3 separate regions of the Homo sapiens genome follow, and all the other regions are linked to region 1. A link is a contact called in ENCODE Hi-C or POLR2A ChIA-PET data. All regions are on one chromosome and are shown on one strand. Each heading gives the region's core, a stretch centred on a gene start or an enhancer-like site at or near the end of the contact. The rest is flanking DNA. Distances are from core to core; before and after follow the strand shown. Region 1 overlaps TMTC1 (transmembrane O-mannosyltransferase targeting cadherins 1). Region 2 holds the start of TMTC1 (transmembrane O-mannosyltransferase targeting cadherins 1). Region 3 overlaps TMTC1 (transmembrane O-mannosyltransferase targeting cadherins 1).

What was found. Hi-C counts contacts between places; a loop is a spot of excess contacts on that map. ChIA-PET counts read pairs that join two places held with the same protein, here RNA polymerase II (POLR2A). Pooled maps may share reads with other maps.
Region 2: a loop to region 1 is called in a map of tibial artery, with 5 times the contacts of the local background. The contact joins the promoter of TMTC1 here to the enhancer-like site in region 1. A Hi-C loop is called at or near these places in 9 of 168 maps with a recorded cell type or tissue (GM12878, MCF 10A, ascending aorta and 6 more), 3 of 37 single-sample maps with no recorded cell type and 14 of 50 pooled maps. POLR2A ChIA-PET finds 5 or more read pairs at or near these places in 1 of 52 experiments (GM12878).
Region 3: a map of aorta shows a loop between it and region 1 (2.3-fold over the local background). The contact joins two enhancer-like sites. A Hi-C loop is called at or near these places in 3 of 168 maps with a recorded cell type or tissue (aorta, breast epithelium and left ventricle myocardium superior) and 2 of 50 pooled maps. POLR2A ChIA-PET finds 5 or more read pairs at or near these places in 4 of 52 experiments (MCF 10A, PC-3, Panc1 and 1 more).

Annotation. Positions count from the first base shown.
Region 1 is chr12:29,707,723-29,712,416 of GRCh38, forward strand. All of the region lies in intron 5 of TMTC1 (transmembrane O-mannosyltransferase targeting cadherins 1), which reads right to left. Among named protein-coding and RNA genes, the nearest start is that of TMTC1, 74 kb to the right of the region's middle. RefSeq lists an enhancer at 2,307-2,851. Within about 2 kb of position 2,554, at least 10 of the 41 ENCODE cell types and tissues checked have a DNase peak (open chromatin) inside an H3K27ac peak, as active enhancers do; they include ascending aorta, gastrocnemius medialis, heart right ventricle and 1 more, where a contact is called at or near this core.
Region 2 is chr12:29,781,876-29,786,569 of GRCh38, forward strand. It overlaps TMTC1 (transmembrane O-mannosyltransferase targeting cadherins 1), which reads right to left and starts at 2,067. Exons shown (of 18, transcript NM_001193451.2): 1 at 1,575-2,067. The coding sequence starts at 1,876.
Region 3 is chr12:29,638,983-29,643,676 of GRCh38, forward strand. The region is part of intron 5 of TMTC1 (transmembrane O-mannosyltransferase targeting cadherins 1); the gene reads right to left. Among named protein-coding and RNA genes, the nearest start is that of TMTC1, 140 kb to the right of the region's middle. RefSeq lists an enhancer at 1,181-1,731. Within about 2 kb of position 2,014, at least 15 of the 41 ENCODE cell types and tissues checked have a DNase peak (open chromatin) inside an H3K27ac peak, as active enhancers do.

The DNA of each region.
Region 1 (4,694 bases), core at 1,304-3,803:
TCTTATCCCTCTTCCACATCCTCCCGCAGTCTCATCCGTATGAACCACCCTTCCTTGTCTGCTGTGCACTACCTGTCCACATTTTTCACCTGCCACAGCACTTAAAAACTGAAGTTTAAATACGGTCCTCTCTCCCGCTTTTCTACACTACAAGGTCTTTGAGGCTGGAGAGCCACAGTGTTTTTTGTTTCTAGCCCCTTGACACACAGAACCAAGTCAGACACTCAAATTTCTGGTGAATACTTACTCATGGAAGACATGTAGTGAACCCCTGCTGAGAAACGAGGTACTCTGAGGAGACACAAGATGTCCTCATTCAAGGAATATTGCTTAAGATCTTTTCATATGCCAGGCAGTGTGCCCAGTACTGTGGGATATGTCAGGGAAGGAAACAAGACAAGCCTTGACCTCCAGAAGGATACAACACACAAATGCATACAGAAAATGTGATAACAGCTAAAACAGAAAAGCACAGAATTGCAGAATGAATATATAATGAGGTGCTCTGATTCACTTTGCTTTACTCTGGTACTGTGCCTGGCACAAGATTTTAATAAATGAATGAGTGAATACAGCCAGGGAATGATAAATTAAAGAAAGCTACCACAAAACTTAATGCACTTTATTTATTAAATAAATGCACATGAACAGCGCAGAGCAAATGTCTCTTATAATAGACACCAAAAGTCAGAGGAACAAATAATTTGTCGAAGTCACTTCAGAGATCATCCAAAACACTAGCTCTTAACCACTGAGCCCCCTTTGAAAATCTAAAAACAAACCAATATTGCACACAATGGAATTCTCTAAAGCCCATTGACTCCCAGTTTTAAAGTATTTTACCCATAAAGCCCACTTCAGGACAGAGCCACAATGCACATTTCCAAACAGTGCTTCAGGATACCCAAAGTCAACACCAACTGCTGACTGGCAGGTCCTTGGGAAAACTTGCGTTTGTTAAATACATTCTAAAGACAAGATATTTTCCATGCCAGAAGCACACACAAACCCAAATATCAACCTAGAATGTACCGTCTTGAGCCCTTAGGCTAACCTGTTTTTATATAATAGGAGATAGAGCCTCTGCAACAAGAGAGATTCCCAAAGTTTGAAGCTTTGCAGTTGAAATGAGCATCTAAAATCAAGGGCCAAGTCCCAACAAAATTTCGTCTCGATTTTCTTCTGAGAAAATGAAGTAATTTCTTATTCTCCTAAACATAGGAGTATAAGAAAATATTGTTTTGTCAAGAGAATATCCTTTCAGACTAGTTCTACAACGAGAGAAAAATCACCAAGAAAGGATATTGAACAAGAGTCAAATGCCAAGATGAAGAATATATTTTTAAATACTGTTTTTGTTTATTTTTGCACTATATATCAGAAAACAAAATACTCTATTCCATCTATAACACACTCAAAAAGCAAGTATAATAAGAGGCAATTAAATTTCAATATTTGGAGAAAAGTTTCAGAGATTGGCAACAGTGTTGCAGTGGGGTGATGTTGTCAGACTGCCTGGATTCAAATGCTGACATCACCAGGTGTGACCTTAAGCTAATGGCATTTGGCTTCTCAGAGCCTCAGCCAGTCTTCTGCAAAATGGAAATAATAAAAATTTTAACAACAACTTCATAGGGCTGTGTGTATATTAAGTGAGATAATTCACTTAAAAAAGCTTCAGAGCAATACCCAGAGAGCTAAGAAAAACAAAACAATACATTGGGTAAGAAAGTGAAAAGGAAGAAAAGAAAAAATATTTCCACATTAACACAAATAAGAAAGAACAATACATTTCCATGTTCCACTTTTAAAATACAAGTACATTCAGATAAAAATTTTGAAAAAAAAAATTCACAGATTTTCTAAATAAACAGAAAAAACTGGAAAAGAAATCAGAAAAAAATCCCACTTCCATAAGCCTCTCTCTCTTTTCTCTGGCCTTCTTTCCTGGGTAGGAACAAGATGCCAGATGGTAATGCACCAATCACAACTTGACAACACTTTTCTAGATATGCCTCTGCTTTCCAAAATGTGTTTAAAATTTGTTTAATGCCTTTATATTTACAGGTGTTTTAAAAGGCTTTTAATAATTCGTCTTACTCTTTACTGTGCACTAACCTGTAGGATAGGTTTCTTGAGGTTGCTATAGGAGTTTAACTATAGAGATGAAAACAGGGAAAAGCCTAAAGTGCTTTCCAATCGCAGAACATGAGTCTCACCATCATTTGAGAGAAAATAAAGCCGAGAGAAAATCCATAGCACATGGGAGGCAAACACCTTGCCAAAAAGTGAAATGACCAGCCAAAGTTAGGTTGTTCTGATACTGCTATACCCTGTTAGACTCACTGGTAATGGGTCTCTATCTGTCTCTAGTCAAACAATCAGTACGTAGAGTCTATTTCTGTTTTCTCGTTTGTTTCCCTCTTTTCTACTGAACAGCGTTCTTTAATCAAGCAGCTGCCACAATCTAACTGGCTTTCAGACTGAGCTACTCCAAACACAGCCTGAACCACTTTGCCGGGGTCTGCAGGAAATCTCCAGGCCTGTTAGGACACAGCAGATCTTTTGTAAGTCACTTTGGCTGCTCTTGCTCCCAGCTGCATGCCAATTAGTCTGCAGGCTGCTCTTTCCTTGCAGCCATTGGAACCACACTCCTATTTCAGGGATCTCTCAGGAAACATGTGGCTGAGAAACCAAATAAGGCGGATGCCTAGTATTTGTCATCAACCTAGATCACAAATGTCCTTGTCATGATCTACCTGAACCTTTAGAAGATGATTTTTAAAGAAGGATATATATATATAAAATATATATATCCTTATATATAATATATATAAAATATTGTATATAATGTATATATATTTATATTTATTATACTTATAATTTTTTATATTTATATTTATATTTTTATATTTATGTTATAATTTTTATATTTATATTATTTTTATATTTATATATTTATAATTTTATATATTTATAAATATGTATTTATAATTTTATATATTATTAAACGTATTTATATTTATAATCTATTTATATTATATATTTATATTAATAATAAATATATTAATACATAATGTATTTATATATAATATAATGTTTATATAATATAAATATATTAATAATATATAAATATATTAATTATATTATTATAAATTATATTATTAATATATAAATATATTAATAATATATAAATATATATAAATATATTAATAATATATAAATATATATATAAATATATTAATAATATATAAATATATATATATTTTTTCCCCCTCAGAGCAGGGTCTCACTCTATCACCCAGGCTGGAGTGCAGTGGTGCAATCATAGCTCACTGCAGCCTCAAACTCCATGGTTCAAACGATCCTCTTGTCTCGACCTCCCAAGTAGCTAGGACTATGGGCATGCACCACCATGCCTGGGTATTTATTATTTTTGTAGAGACAGGGTCTCACTGTGTGCCCAGGCTGGTCTCAAACTCCTGGCCTCAAGCAATCCTTCTGCCTCAGATTCCCAAAATACTGGGATTATCCACTTGAGCCACTGCACAGGGCTACAGTTAATGTTTTTAACAGGTAAGAAAGAAAATGTATTCAGGAACAAGTTTCATGTGATAATTTGGAAAGGGAGACTATAAGGGATTATTAAAGTAAAACAGTCTCTATGAGTTCAAATTTTGCTTTTAGCACTTTGCTTTCCTTTCCTCTTAGACATATTGATTTATACTGTGTACATTATCCTCCATGTGCCAAAACCAAAAATTAAGGATGCTGACCTAGGACGGGTGTTGGTGTCATTGGTTAAACTCAGACCGTAAAACTGCAGCTGGCACTACATTTCTAACATTGTTATAACAAAGTGAGGAGGACTGAACAGTTGAAGCAGATGTTGGAGATGTTCAGGGATTTGGGGCCCAGAGGCAGGACTTTAAAAAGCTGCTGAAATTCCTCATCCAATTAATTGGCAAAGAGCTCTGAGAGTCACTTTAAAGAGCAACCCTGGCTGGGTGTGGTGGCTCATGCCTGTAATCCCAGCACTTTGGGGGGCCAAGGCAGGCAGATCATGAGGTCAGGAGATCGAGACCATCCTGGCTAACACAGTGAAACCCCGTCTCTACTAAAAATACAAAAAAAATTAGCCGAGCATGGTGGTGAGTGCCTGTAGTCCCAACTACTCGGGAGGCTGAGGCAGGAGAATGGCGTGAACCCAGGAGGCAGAGCTTGCAGTGAGCCCAGATCGTGCCACTGCACTCCAGCCTGGGAGACAGAGCAAGACTCCATCTCAAAAAAAAAAAAAAAAAAAAAAAAAAAAAGAGCAACCCAGCATCAGCAGGTCATCTTTGGGAAGCTCTTCATCAGGGGACACTGCTCTCCAGCTCTCCAATATAACGCAAACTTCCCCTCAACTACATCCGATGTGGAAGAAAGTTCCCCAAATTAACCAGCCTGCTCACTTCAGGGTGTTTATCTTACATTATGTTGAACAACCACTAACACTGTGGTCGTATATGTGTGCAAACCACTTTTTATGTAAAACACTCATTAAAATATTCAAATGTTCAAACAGGCTAACACCTCAAGAAAACATCTAACCACAACATGTGCTGTCTTAATAAGAATTAATTATTTTCCCAATCTATCACCTTCCATTTACCAATGCAGCAATTACCAAACAACAGTGTTAAAGGTCCCTT
Region 2 (4,694 bases), core at 817-3,316, 74 kb after region 1:
TCTAGAAAGTCAAGAAGTGAAAACACCCTTCCCTACTCTCCAGCAAGTAGGCACAGGCATTTGACTCTGCCCTTTTTAATTGAAAAATACTCAGACCTGTGACCAGGATGGTCTCCATGGCTGTTACAAAGATAGCAAGCACATCTCATGCTGTGAACTTGCACATCCTAAATTAACCAACAACCCTGACTGTAATAATGAAAAAGCAGGTCAATCTAGAAGTGAAACATTTATATTTGTCCCAAGGAGATTTTAAGAAACATCTGGGAAACTGAATAGCGAGGTTAGCCAAGGTTATCTTTCAGTAGAAAACGAGAACAACTTTCTAAGAGAACAAATGTCTATAACACATTCTCTTCAAAGTCAAATATGTAATTTTCTCACTCTCCTTAAAAACATTAAACTTTCAGTGGAAGACGTAAGTCAAAAGCCCATGAATTGTTGCCGATTGCTATGGTTTCCTTTTCTGAGTCATCAGAGACACCTGTCAAGAGGCCTCAGCCTCTCATCCAGAGCAGGCTTTTCAAGCTGCCAACCCAGTCTCAAATAATCATTACCATAAACACGGGTTCCTATTACACCCGTTGCAAAAAGGCTTAAAACGCCGATAATAGCGCACCAATATTATTTCAACAGTTTTGACCGGCGCGTTAAAATGAACTTCAATGCTGAGCCACATTATAAAGGGTTGAGTCAAGCTCCTGATTGTGTAAGATAGCATTTCCCTTAAATGAGCACTTCTCTTCTTTCCTCAGAAGCTAGGCTTCTTTTCAAATTAAAGAAAATACTCCACCCCTCAAAAACCTGGCATATTCTCGGTTCCCTTTACGCTTATTCACACCAGAAACGCTGAATCATGACTCCGAGGTTGTAAAAGAAAAACTATTTCGGCTGGGGCCCCAGGGTCCCTGGAGAAGCCTAGGCTCTGCGTTACCTCTCTCTGCACCTTCTAAAGTCTAGATCCAGAGAAGTCTGGCAGATTGGAGAGCCTCTGGGAGCAGCCAAGGGTGCAAGGCGGGGGCTGGGGGGCTCGGGAGAGTTTTCTGCTCCCTCTCCTGAACCCACGCAGCCCTGTCAGCTCAAGGCTCCCGCCTCGTCTCATCTGAACGAAACCCTTAAGGGGCTGATACACTTCTCATCTGCAAAGCTGCCCAACAGCCTCCGAGAAATTCTCTACTTGGAAGCATCGCCACCACCGCCACCCCTCCGGAACCCTCTGGGTCCGCGCTAGTCCCACTTGGTCACGATCCGGCAGGCGAAGGGGTGCGGAGGCGGTTTCACCAGCCCGCTCCCAGCCCTGCCTCGAGAGAGAAGCCCGCTGAGAGGGCAGACAGTTGAGAAACTCGATCCCAACTCCCCAGCCGGCGCCTCCCGAACCGCCCCGAGAGCCCAGATTAGCCGGGCAGTGGATCCCGGAGCAAAGTGCCATGCACATCCTGGAGAGGAGGGAGGCGTGGAGGGAAAGGGCGGCAAAAATGAAATGCCCCCAAGTCAGTCCCGCAACTTCTCCCGGTCCGAGGGACGGGCGGAGGGTAGAGGAGGCAGCGGCGGCTAGCGCGAGGTGAGGGACTCACTTGAAGGTGAGGACGCAGAGCGGCCGGTAGGACTTGTGGCTGGTGTTCTCGGCCATGCCCTTGCCCCAGAAGTCGTTGGTGAAGATGCCCCAGCGGAGCGGGGCGCCGGGCCGCACGTCGGGGTTGTTCACGATCGCCCACACGTCGTCGTGCACGAACTCGCCCTGCAGGGAGCGGCCGTAGCACAGGCAGCTTGCCCCGGCCAGCAGCGCCGCGGCCCCGGCCGGCGCTAGCCCGCAGCCCCGCCGCCGGGAGGGTGTGCGGTCCCCGCCGCCGCCTCGGGCAGAGGTGGTCACCACCATCGCGCCGCCGCCGCCGCTGCTGCCCTGGCCTCTCCCGGGCGTCTGGCATCCTCCCCTACCGGGGCCCCGGCGGCGCGCGGCGTCTGCCCGGAGGGGGGCTCGGGCATGGTGCTGCGGCAGCTGGACCCGCCGCGAGCTCCCCGCGCTCCGCCGCCGCCTGCGCCGCGGAGTTGGCCCAGCTGCAAATAAACAGCAGTCCCCCCGCCTCCCCCGGCCATCGCCACCTCCTCCGCCCCACTGCGCATGCCCGCTCGCTCTCTCTTCCACCGCCCCCCAATCCCGGGACGCGGGCCGGTTCCCCCGCACAGCCCGGCGCCCTCTGCCCCCGGCCCGCCTTGCTTGCAGGTGGACCGGGGTTCGCGGCGCGCGGCTGCCCGGGAGCTGCGGGGAAGGACACCCCAGGTTCCCACTTGCGGTGTCCGGCTGTGCTCACCCCCACGCCCCCGCCCCCATCCTTCTCCCCCGAATGGGGCTGGGAAGGGGCACATCTGGCGGACCCCTCCCGGGGGACCCAGGAGGGTTTAGCAGGTGCGCAGTCTGGAACCCCCACACCCACCTTCCAGGGAGAAAAGTGCCGCTGCTTCCCGGGAAGTTCCCGGCTTTTCAGCACCCGGGACAACAGCAGCGGCGCCCGGAGAGACGCTCTCCACCCGCCCCGCGCTCGCGTCCAGTCGCCGGCTCTGTGCTCTCCTGCCCGGGCTTTCTCTCACCCGCCCGGCGCGGCGTCCCGCTTGGCGGAGGAACCCGCGGGGATAGGGAGCACCTTCCTCAAAGCCAGGAGAAGGGGTCTCCCTGGACAAGGACATCCTGCTCGCCCTGCCCGGGTGTGTTCAGAGGCGCCACCGGCTCTTTAACTTTACAGCCCCTTTCTTGGCCCGCACTTACAAAAAGTACCAGGTTCGAGTTTTGGTTTGGGCCTGGGAGCCGAATTGTCTTCTGAAACATTTCTTATTTTATTGTTTGCTCAAGATAATTTGGGAGATGCCAAGCAAACTACTTTTTCTATCTAGCTGGATCACTTGGGTCTCATTATTTCCTGGGCTGTGGGCGTGTTTGAACAGGGCGGGGAAGAAGGTGGGGATGGGGGGATGGGGAGGTGGGGGCGATTTGTATTAGGGCCTCTGGCTTTGGCTCCTAAACTTCCTGTCTTTCTGAAAGATTGTTTTCTTTTTTAAAATACTAATTTTAATAATATGTCCCAGAGTGATGATTACTAGAATTTCTCCAGGTCTGAAAATTCTATTTGTTCTTTCAGGCACCTTCTAAATTTCCATTGCTGAGTGTTAGAAGTTATCAGGAATTTGACACATCCAGATAGAAAAACTGAAAATAAAAAGTCACCCTTTTATTCTCATCCTCCCCAAACCCTTAAAAAGCTCACCGACATAATCCAGAAATTGTTCCTCTGCTATGAGTATTTGTGTGGCTCTTTACTATAACAACTTACTTTTTAAAAAATTTTAAGACATCTGAGCAGTTGAAAAGTCAATGAATTAAGATAAACTTATTGTAACTCAAAGTACGTTTCACCCATTTTCACTTTGTTTATTTGGTGACTTGAAATTAGTGACTGAGAAATGAAACTGGAAGTCCTGGACATGGATGTTTTCATTCTTCCATCAAAATCTTTCACGCTTGGTAACCTTAATATACCGACTTTAATATCTAGACACACCTGAGTCTATTTCCCCGTATAACACACTACAGCCTTTCCTATTCACCTATTAACTTAATAAAAATATATTAAGGAGATTCTTTGTGCTACAATGTGCTAAGTATAGGATTGGAAGACCCAAAGCTGCTCGTGTGTGTGCGTCTGTATGTGTGTGTGGTTAACACCATAAAAGTCTAGCTTTCTAAGTTAACAGCTGATTGGGATAGTGAAATTATCTTTGCTGAAATCATAGTTGAGGTAATAGGTCAATGTATCAATCCTTACCTATAATTAACGGAGGCTTTCTAGAGAGAACGTCTTAACCCAAAAGAGTGACTCTAGGCCAGGTGCAATGGCTCACACCCGCAATCCCAGCACTTTGGGAGGCCAAGGCAGGAGCGTTGCTTGAGGCCAGGAGTTCAAGACTGGCCTGGGCTACAGAGTGAGACCCTGCCTCAAAAAAGAAAAGAAAAGAGTGGCCTCTAATAGTAGATTTTTATAGAAAGAAAGTCTTTTTTCCTTCCTCAAATTATCCTTAAGTCATCCTTTTCCAAGGAAGAGCTCTGGCTACCCCCTTCTTCTCGGAGTTGTTTTCTTTTTTAGATGGAAACAGTATCAGAGTGCTCCATGACCATGGAGAGTAGTGCAGGACTTGGGACTGAGACTCCAAAGAGATCATAAAAAGAAGAGATAAAGGAAACCTGAAAGTAGGATTCCTGGTTACCTAATCTTTCCTCTAGGTTCAGTGGCATCTTTATTCTATTTTGCTCAGATGACAAATTTGAGATTGACTTAAAATAGTGAAATGCTTCAAGTCTTCTCAAGGACAACTGATCAGTGAATATTTTTAAAAATTAGTTCCTTCGGGCCTGGCATGGTGGCCCACCCCTGTAATCCCAGCACTTTGGGAGGCCTAGGTGGGCAGATCAGGTCAGGAGATCGAGACCATCCTGGTCAACATGGTGAAACCCTGTCTCTACTAAAAATACAAAAATAACCTAGGCGTGGTGGCACGCGCCTGTAGTCCCAGCTACTTGGGAGGCCAAGGCAGGAGAATGGCTTGAACCTGGGAGGTGGAGGTTGCAGTGAGCCAAGATCACGCCACTGCACTCCAGCCTGGGGACCGTGTGAGACTCTATCTCTAAAAATAATAATAATAATAAT
Region 3 (4,694 bases), core at 764-3,263, 69 kb before region 1:
GCATCTTCTTCCCCTGCCCATAACCTTCTCCAGAACTATCCAAAGAAAGCTACTTCCTGCACTACCCTCCTCAATACACAGGGAAACTTCACTTGAATTCATTAAACATTGAATAATTATCCCGTACGCCTTCCTAGGTGCTAAAGGGTAGTATGATCTAGCCTCTGCCTTCCACAACAGCATTTTCGCTGCATTGCTGGTGAGAACACACACACATTACATAGTTGAGAACAGTGTAATATTAATATCAAACTTCAATGGAGTTCTAAGAAATGATAGATTAATGAGAAATGGAAGATGAAGGGAAGACATCCTAGAATCTCCACAGAATTTAAGTAGGTGGAGAGATGGGAGATAGTCCAGGCAGGGCCACCCAAGAGTAATAGCTTCAAATTGTAAATAAACATGACATTTTTAAAGAACAGTTATGAGTACAGGATTAGACATGTATAATATAAAAATGATAAAAATTACTACCAGTAGAAAGTCTAAAATAAAATATCATGTCAAATGTCAGTGAGGATGAGCAATTAGAACTTTGAAATCCTACTATAAATTGATTAAACCACTTTGCAGAACTGTAGGCAGTTTCATGAAAGCAAAATAAATGCATATTTCATGAACTAGCAATTCCACTCCTAAGCAATTCCACCCAACAGCATTGGACACAAGTGTTTACCAAAAGACATTTAGAAGATTGTTCATAGCAGGACTTTTCTTAATAGCGCCAAACTGGAGACAACTCACATATCCATCTACAATAAAATGCATACATACATTATGGAATATCCATGTGATGGAAATCAATTCAGCAATGAGAATGAATGCAACAACATGGAGGAACCTCACAATGGTAATGTGGAACAAGCACAGAAGACACAAAAGAAAAGGAAATCAAGAAAAACCATCTATAGACAACGATATATGACTGGAAGCAGGACCTGAGCTCCAGGAAACAAGGCTGGTACTAGAAAGCCACAGGCAATCCCCCAGTGGAATGGATCATGTAAAAGCCAGCAAAGTAGAAGGTGCTAGATAAGTGCTATGCCCCCATGGGGCATTCCGGGGCCGAGACCCATCAGTAGTCCTGAACACTTGCTGCTTCAGCACCTGGGACCCATAGAGATAGTGAGACTATTTCCAAACACCCGATGAAAGAAGAAAAGAGAGCCAAGCAACTCCGACAAGCTTCTCATTGTGTTCTGTTAAAGTTCCTCTGGCTTACAAGGATGAATGGTCCAATTAACCGAGCTCAATTAAAGGCGGAGACTATTTTTAAAATTCCCAGAAGAGACGTATGGTGAGATCACGGCAGACAGGAGGCAGGAACAGATGCAGCTGTGGACAGAGCAGCGAGGGGGGGCTCACATTGTGAATTTTAGCTCCAGATTGATTGCAAGAACAAATCAGCAATCCCAAGAGGACCCACAGACCCTCTTAAGGACCCAGGAGACCCCCCACAAAACTGTGAATGCCCCAACAGTGGAAGTGGGAAAGGGAGACCCTCCTCTCCCAAACACGTCCCCCACAACTGGAGAAGCTGAAGGTCTGTTTGTGGGAGAAGTTTCTGACTTTACCTGGAGCTGAGTCAATTTGGAGAGCCAAGTGAAATACTGGGGTAGAGGAAGCAGCAGAAAGGCCCTGGGAGCTCGCGGGCTCCCCTGGCAGGCCGTTCCTGCCTGGAACCACAGGGATCCAATGGGAGAGAAGCAGGGGATAAAACTACACAGAGAGAAGGAAATCTCTAGCTGAACTTTGTAACAGTTTGAACGGGGTGAGAAGCCTCCTGGCCAGAACTCGGGGGAGGGTGCAAATCTGATGTGCAGACTCCACAGGCTAGGGAAGAACCAAGCCCTTTTCTTATGCAGCTGGGAGGCAGACAGCCTCATATCGCTTACGGTCTGGGGGTTGTTGAGGGGGGCATGGTGGGAGTGAGACCAGCCCTTCGGTTTGTGTGGGAGCTGGGTGAGGCCTGTGACTGCCGGCTTTCCCCGGCTTCCCTGACAACCTGCATGACTCAGCAGAGGCAGCCGTAATCCTCCTACATACACAATTCCAGTGACCTAGGAATCTCACTCCCAGCCCCCACAGCAGCCACAGCAAGACCCGCCCAAGGAGGGTCTGAGCTCAGATATGCCCAGCCCTACCCCCACCTGATGGTCCTTCCCTACCCATCCTGGTAGCAAAAGACAAAGGGCATATACTCTTGGGAGTTCTAGGGCCCTGCCCACCATCGGTCCCTCCCTATACTAGCACAGATGAAGCTCTCTGGAAAGCACCACCTCCTGGTAGGAGGCCAACCAGCACAAAAATAGAGCATTAAACCACCAAAGCTAAGAACCCTCATGGAGTCCATTGCACACCCCAGCCACCTCCACTGGAACAGACACTAGTATCCATGGCTGAGAGACCCATAGACGGTTCATATCACAGGACTCTGTAGACAACCCCTGGTACTAGCCCAGAGCCCAGTAGATTCAATGGGTGGCTAGATCCAGAAGAGAGACAATAATCACTGCAGTTTGGCTCACAGGAAGCCACATCCATAGGAAATGGGGGAGAGTACTTCATCAAGGGAACACACCGTGGGACAAAAGAATCTGAACAACAGCCTTCAGCCCTAGACCTTCCCTCTGACAGCACCTACCCAAATGAGAAGGAACCAGAAAACCGACCCTGATAATATGACAAAACAAGGCTCTTCAATACCCCCCCAAAAAAATCACACTAGTTCACCAGCAATGGATCCAAACCAAGAAGAAATCCCTGATTTACCTGGAGAAGAATTCAGGAGGTTAGTTATTAAACTAATCAGGGAGGGACCAGAGAAAGGCAAAGCCCAATGCAAGGAAATCCAAAATATGATACAAGAAGTGAAGGGAGAAATATTCAAGGAAATAGCTTAAGAAAAAGCAATCAAAACTTCAGGAAACTTTGGATACATGTTTAGAAATGTGAAATGCCTTGGAAGTTCTCAGCAATATAATTGAACAAGTAGAAGAAGAAATTCAGAGCTCAAAGACAAGGTCTTCGAATTAATCCAATCCAACAAAGACAAAGAAAAAAGAATAAGAAAATATGAACAAAGCCTCCAAGAAGTCTAGGATTATGTTAAATGACCAAACCTAAGAATAATCAGTGTTCCTGAGGAAGAAGAGGATTCTAAAAGCTTGGAAAACATATTTGGGGGAATAATCGAGGAAAACTTGCCTGTCCTTGCTAGAGATCTAGACATCCAAACACAAGAAGCACAAAGAACACCGGGAAATTCATCACAAAAAGATCTTTGCCTAGGCACGTTGTCATCAGGTTATCCAAAGTTAAGGCGAAGAAAAGAATCTTAGGAGCTGTGAGACACAGAAGCACCAGGTAACCTTTAAGGAAAAACCTATCAAATTAATAGCAGATTTCTCAGCAGAAACCCTACAAGCTAGAAGGGATTGGGGCCTTATCTTCAGCCTCCTCAAACAAAACAATTATCAGTGAAGAATATTGTATCCAGCAAAACTAAGTATCATATATGAAGAAAAAAAAGTCTTTTTCAGACAAACAAATGCTGAGAGAATTCACAATTACCAAGCCATCACTACAAGAACTGCTAAAAGCGGCTCTAAATCTTGAAACAAATCCTCAAACAAATCAGTAAGAAAAATAAAAAATAGGCCAGGCGCAGTGGCTCACGCCTGTAATCCCAGCACTTTGGGAGGCCGAGGTGGGTGGATCATGAGGTCAGGAGATCAAGACCATTCTGGCTAACATGGTGAAACCCCGTCTCCACTAAAAATATGAAAAATTAGCCGGGCGTGGTGGCGGGCGCCTGTGGTCCCAGCTATTCAGGAGGCTGAGGCAGGAGAATGGCGTGAACCCAGGAGGCGGAGCTTACAGTGAGCCGAGATCGCGCCACTGCACTCCAGCCTGGGTGACAGAGCGAGACTCCATCTCAAAAAAAAAAACTCCCAAACAAACAAACAAACAAAAAAACCCATCAAAAAGTGGGTTAAGGACATGAATAGATAATTCTCAAAAGAAGATATACAAATGGCCAACAAACGTGAAAAAATGCTCAACATCACTAATGATCGGGGAAATGCAAATCAAAACCACAATGTGATACCGCCTTACTCCTGGGAGAATGGCCATAATCAAAAAAATCAAAAACAGTATATGTTGGCATGGATGTGGTGAACAGGGAACACTTCTACACTGCTGGTAGGAATGTAAACTAGTACAGCCACTATGGAAAACAATGTGGAGATTCCTTAAAGAACTAAAAGTAGATCTACCATTTGATGCAGCAATCCCACACTGGGTATCTACCCAGAACATAAGAAGTTATTATTCGAAAAAGATACTTGCACATGCATGTTTATAGCAGCACAATTCACAATAGCACAATGCTATGGTGAACCAACCCAAATACCCATCAATCAACGAGTGGATAAACTGTGATATATATATATATATCACATATATATGATGGAATATATATATGATGGAATATAAAAAATATTATATATTATATATTTTATATATAATATAATATAAAATATATAATATATATCACATATATGTTATATATTATAATATATAATATATGTCATATATAAATATATATTATATATTATATATAATATATATCTATATATTATATATATAATATATATGTTATATTATATAATATATAATATATATCT